Linked DNA regions of Homo sapiens: region 2 is linked to region 1. A link is a loop called in an ENCODE intact Hi-C map of the cell type or tissue named here. Cell type or tissue: IMR-90. All regions are shown on one strand. Each heading gives the region's core, and the rest is flanking DNA. Links, peaks and the distances in the headings are about the cores only. Region 1 overlaps LINC01800 (long intergenic non-protein coding RNA 1800). Region 2 has its middle 56 kb from the start of LINC01800.

Evidence for each region. Peaks named below come from ENCODE experiments on the same cell type or tissue, not always from the same donor. Only the 100,000 strongest peaks of a DNase experiment are listed, where the experiment ranks them.
Region 2: it touches region 1 in a loop (2.2-fold over the local background); 6 of 110 quality-filtered maps call a loop at or near these places.

Annotation. Positions count from the first base shown.
Region 1 is chr2:64,858,125-64,861,030 of GRCh38, reverse strand. All of the region lies in intron 1 of LINC01800 (long intergenic non-protein coding RNA 1800), which reads left to right. Among named protein-coding and RNA genes, the nearest start is that of LINC01800, 4.1 kb to the left of the region's middle. RefSeq lists an enhancer at 375-594 and silencers at 922-1,125, 885-1,404, 1,442-1,736. In IMR-90, for the core only: a CTCF peak has its summit at 1,329 (motif pointing right); DNase peaks (open chromatin) are centred at 960 and 1,660; H3K4me3 peaks cover 395 bases; H3K27ac peaks cover 1,103 bases.
Region 2 is chr2:64,805,719-64,808,624 of GRCh38, reverse strand. No RefSeq gene overlaps it. Among named protein-coding and RNA genes, the nearest start is that of LINC01800, 56 kb to the left of the region's middle. In IMR-90, for the core only: a CTCF peak has its summit at 1,045; a DNase peak (open chromatin) is centred at 1,074; H3K27ac peaks cover 471 bases.

The sequences.
Region 1 (2,906 bases), core at 146-2,645:
TTAATTTTTAATACTTTTTAGAGTAGTTTCAGATTCACAGCAAAATTGAGTGGAAAATCCAGAGTTCTATATATCCACCCTCCTGGGAGCAGTGTCCCCCACTATCAACATTCCCCACCAGCATTTGTTACAATTGATGAACCTAAGTGACACATTATCACCCCGAGTCCACAGTTTACATTGATGTGAATGCTTTATTCTTACTTTACATTACTTTTGCTGTTGTACATTCTGTAGGTTTGAACAAATGTATTATGACATTTATCCACCATTATAGTATCACATCTAGTAGTTTCGCTGTGCTAAGAGGCCGGGCTTTTGAAAGAGGAAGGAGAAACCGTTTAGAAACTTCAGTGATCAATGCGGAGTACATCTTCAGGCCCTGAGCTGCATAGCTGGAGGGAGAAAAGAGCCTCTACTGGAGAGGGCTATAGGGCAGCAGTGTCCTGGGGGCAGGTGGGCTTCTGGAAGAAGAAAGTGAGGGTCCTAGTTTTGGAGGAGCTTGAGAGTAGAGGCCTGGGGTAAGACTGGGGAGCGCAGGCAGGGTGGAGGCAGGGTTGGCTGCTGGGTGCTCAGCAGTGTGGGGTCGGGCATGTGTGCTGTGGTGAGTGGGGGCGGCTGGGGCAGGTGGCAGGCCCTGGAGGGAGGTGGCAGGTCGGATACCCTCACCTCGCCCTGTTGTGGAAGCTTTCCAGAAGACTTTGGGGAAAAACAGACTTCCCTTTCCAGGAACCCCTCTAAATTCGGTTGGTCGTGGTTCTCGGGGTTTATTATGTCCTTCCCGGTATCTCCAGCGTTCTTCTTCTCTGTGGATTTCTTATTTCCTCAATTAGACGAACGTTTGGGCAGGAACCCCAGCTCTACCATTTTACACCCGCTCAAGTGCAATACAGCACTTGACACATCATGTTTGTTGATTGCGTTGGATACAAGTGCGGTTTGGTTTCCCTTCCCGGCCAGGAATCCAAGAATGCACCCTCACCCCGCGGCTGCCTCCCGGGGCCAGCTGCCGTGCTGGTCCCCGGTAACCCGACGCCGGGCCGCTCCCCCTCCCGCCCCGGGGCTGCGGCCGCCAATGGACGCAGCCCGAGCCTCCGTCTGGGCCATGGGCCCCTCTCGGCGCCGCCCCCGCTGGGCTGGAGCGGGGGTGCCCGAGGCAAAGGGCCTGCAGGCGCGCGAGCACAAACCGGCTCCAGTTCCTAGCCCCTGCTCGCCTCCCTCTTCGTGTCCCGGCCCCGGCCCCGCCGGGACACCTCTGCCCCCTGCCTCGAGCCCAGGAGGCCAGGCTGCCGCCCCAGGGCGCCCGGGCAGTCGCAGACGGCGGCCTCCAGAGGGCCACGCCGGGGCCTCTCCCAGCCCGGGAGCCAAGACACTTGGCTCTGGCCTCTCTCCACCGTTTGATCTGCCCAGAGACCTTGGGCGGTCCGAGAGCCTCCGAGCCTCAGTCTCCTCATCTGTAGCTGGGGCTGGGCCCTGCGCACCTCTGAGTGGAGTGATGCAAGGGTGAAGGGTGTGAAAGTCTCCCTGTGTTGCCCAGGGGTCAAGGTCAAACCCAAGACACAGTGCCGCCAGCAGCTGCCCCGCCCGCAGCAGCTGCAGAACCGCAGCTCCTCCTGCCACCATCCAGGGAACTCCCTAGCTCCAGAGGAGGAGCCTATCAAGGGCACTTGGCTTTCCTCCACGTCCCCGGCACGGCACGAGGCGTTTCCTGCAGCTCCTAACTTCCAATGTAGAAATCAGCTCCGGGTTTCAGCAACCCTGGGAGAGGAGGCTGGAAATAGACGCTGGGCCAGCAGGAAGGTGCACAGGCGGGACACCTTTCAGCTGCCTGTTTCATCTCCCGTACATGATACTTGCTAGAGTGTAATAAGTGTACCAGAGGAAACACTCACTGACAAAGCCTATTTTCTCCCCAGATGGTTACAAATGCACATTCTTGAGTGACCTTCTACAGGCTACAAATACTGACGTATTTATACTGTACCTTGGGTCATGGTACCCAAAAGAAAAGCAAAGCAAAGGAGAGCTCAGAAAATACATTCTAGTCTCAAAGAGGAAGGAAGACAAAAGAGGATGTCTTTGTCAGTCTGCATTATGTTAACATTCATAGCCTCCCGTCACCCCCCATGATGGCAGGGCACAGGTCACCTATGGTGATGGGGACATATGAAGTTCCCTGAGTTCTTCACTTCTGTGTCATGTCCTGAACGGAATCCCAAGTTAGCTCCTGGAACCCGCAGCCTTGGCTCACACCAGCAATGTCACAGAGGTAAACTGCTCTCGCTTCCCTGAGCTTGGACTTCAGGGCCTGGCAGCCCCACCAGGCCCTCACCCTGGATGAATCCAACAGTAGGAAGTGACTGGGGAGTCCCTGAGCAGACAGAGGGAGAGGTGCCCACCGGCCCAGGCCTGATGTTCTTATGAATTCTTTTGGTTCCAGACCTTTTTGGCCTTGCCAAGCCCTACAGGAAAGATCAGAGCAGCTGGAAATTTCTAGCAGGAAAGTGCCAGGTTCTGAACAGGTCCTAGTCTGACTTAGAAACAGTTAGGGGCTGGGGCTGCTGGCGGTTGGCATTCTTGTCTGCTTGGTCTCACAGACAGGCAGGAATTGCTTGCTCTCAGAAGGGAGTGCTGCCCCTGACGCTGGGCTGGAGCCGAAGTAAACCCAGGACACGGGGCTGGGGACGATAATTAGAAGCCTCACTTCCACTCCAGCACCAAGACAGCGACACAAAGGGCCTCCTCTGCTGGCCAAGCAGGAGGGGACGGGCTGCCCTGGGGAGGGCTGAGACTGTCACCCAGTGTAGGGCCAGGCAGCTGCAAATGAAACACAGGCCCAGAAGGCTCAGACAGGCATTCAATCTTTCCCAGAGCCAAGAAATCCTGGCTAGAAACTTGACTACAGA
Region 2 (2,906 bases), core at 93-2,592, 52 kb after region 1:
GTCTGGGGTAAATACCCAGGGTTCGTCATCTCGTGCCAGGAAAATTTAGGACACAGACACACACAAGGAGTTTAGAAGTGGAGTTTAATAGGCAAAAGAAAGAGAATGAAAGGGAGAGGAAAACAGCTCTCTCTCTAGTGAGAGAGAGAGGACTTCTGAGAGGAAAAGATCGGCAGGTGGAGGATGTGCTGGATTTTATAGTCAGGCTTGAGGAGGTGGTATCTGATTTACATAGAGCTCACAGATTTGTTCAATCAGGTATGACATTTACATAGGGCCCAGGGAAGGCTGGCCACCCCACCCTAATCTTACTATGCAAATGGGCTTTCCAGTAGACCAGCACCATCTTGTCTGCTCCTTACTGTACACATGGCTGACAAAGAGAAGGGAAGATGGAGCCACCATTGGTGGCATCTATGTCTGCAGCTTGATTTTACAGGCTGCTCTTTGTAATTTGGGGCTGCTTTCATTAAAAGGAAAACCTTACCGAGGACTTCCACACCCTCATTATCTGCCTAAATAATTTCTTCTTAACTCCTGTATCACAATCAAGTGGACACCTAATATTAGCCATCACACCAACATTTATTGAATGCTTATTTTATGGCAAGTACCATTCTAAGTGCTTTATAGGGTGTCTATCACAGCATAAAACAATCCTAAGACCAGATGCCATGGCTCATGCTTGCAATCCCAGTGCTTTGGGAGGCCAAGGCAGTGGGGATCACTTAAGGCCAGGAGTTTGCACAACCAGCCTGGGCAACATAGCGAGACCCTGTTATCTATGAAAAGTTATTTAAAATAATTTTTTAAAACAACCATGAAATACAGTGACTTAAAACAACCATTTTTTTTCCCCCGAATGGCATTTTTGTCAGAGAAACAAAACCAAAACTAACCACCATTTTATTTGCTCACAGTTCTACTGGTTAGGAATCCAGGCAGGCTCAGTTCAGTAGTTCTGTGCCCACGCATCAGCTGACATTTACTCAGCTGCATTTAGCTGGTGGCTGGGCTGGAAAGACCAAGGCATCACTCATATGTCTGGCAGTTCAGTGCTCCTCCATGTGGCTAGCTTGGGCTTCCTCAAGGCATGGTGACTCACCATAGTTGGACTTCTCACGTGACAGCTGAATTCCAAGAGGATGGAATTGGAAGCCTCTGATCTCTTAAGGCCCGGCCTTAGATATTACACATCCTAACTCTACCCCATTCTATTGGTCTGTGTTAGTTTCCTACAGCAACTAACTGCAGCAAATTACCAGAAACATGGTGAAACTTTGTCTCTACTAAAAATACAAAAATTTGCCAGGAGTGGAGGTGCATGCCTGTAGTCCCAGCTACCTGGGAGCCTGAGAATCGCTTGAACCCAGGAGGTGGAGGTTGCAGTGAGCTGAGATTGTGCCATTGTACTCCAGCCTGGGCAACAGAGCAAGACTCCATCTCAAAACAAGCAAACAAAACCCACAAATGTATTATTCTACAGGTTGGGAGATCAGAAGTCTAAAATGGGCCTCAGTGGGCAGAAATCAAGGTGTTGGCATGGCTGCATTTTTCGGGGGGGTGTCTACAGAAGAATCCTTTTTCTTGCCTTTTCTGTTTTCTTGAAGCTGCCTGCATTGCATGGCTGGGTCCCCTTTCATCTTCAAGGCTAGCAATGGCTGGTCAAGTCTTTCTCATCCCGTGTCGCTGGACTCAGACTCTGTCCTGCCTCCCTCTTCCACATTTGAAGACCCTTGTGGTTCCATTGGGCCCACCTGGATAATTCAAGATCCTCTCCTCCACCTCAAGGTCAACAGATTAACAACCTTAATTCCACCTGCAACCTTCATTCCTCTTTGCCGTGTGATGTATTATAGTCACAGGTTCTGGGACTAGGACATGGACATCTTTGGGGAGTCAGTATTCTTCCTTTGATGTGGTCAAAACCAGCAACAGGGACAGCCCAGTCTCAAGGAAAAGGGAAACAGACTCCACTATTTGACGAGAGGAAAAGCAAAGCTTTTGTGGCTCTCTAGTGCACACAGCGTGTGTTAACTCACACAGTCTGCAGAGCAACTCCGTGAGGTAGGCACTAGTATCATGCACATTTTAAAGTAGGACTCTAAGAACAGAGGTGTTAAGAACTTGGCTAAGGCATGCCAGCTGGTGAGCAGGGCAGCTGGGGTTCAAATCAAGGCAGAGTGGCAGCAGGGCTGGAGCTCTCTCATGCCTGGCATGCCTGGTGCTCCACAAAGGTTTGTTTTCCCCTCCTCTGATCCCCAGTTTTTCAGCCCCTCAAGGCAGGAAGCCCCCATACCCGTGATTACACACACACACATCTCTCTCTGTCTCATATAAACATTCACATACACATAAGGATTCGTGGTTAAGTCCCTTTAGCAAGTAGAATGGTGGAATGATTGCCATTTCAGTGAATAAATATTCAGCTTTGGTTTTCAGGCTGTGTCCTGTCTGGTTATTAAAGTTTTCTTATGATTTCTCTCTACCTGGGTTCTGATGCATCCACCTAACTGCTACACTCTTTTCGCTTTTTTTTTTTTTTTTTTTTAATAGGTTCTCGCTCTGTCACTGGGGCTGGAGTGCGGTGGAGCAATCATAGCTCACTGCAGCCTCAACCCCCTCGGCTCAAGAGACCCTCCTGCCTCAGCCTCCTGAGTAGCTGGGACCACAGGCACAGTGCACGGTGCCAGCTATTTTGGCTTTTCCACTCAAACCCGCTTGTGGCTACTAGTCCTTATTCTCGGACGTGTCTTAACAATGTGTGGGCCCTCCCCTGCTCTGGTGTGGCTCTGAGCCCCAGCATTCCTCTGCCCTACATACCCCCACCCGACTCCAGGCCCAGCCTCCCAGAGCAAACTGCTGCTCTGCCTCACGTAGTGCAGACCCTAACTGGGAAATGACAG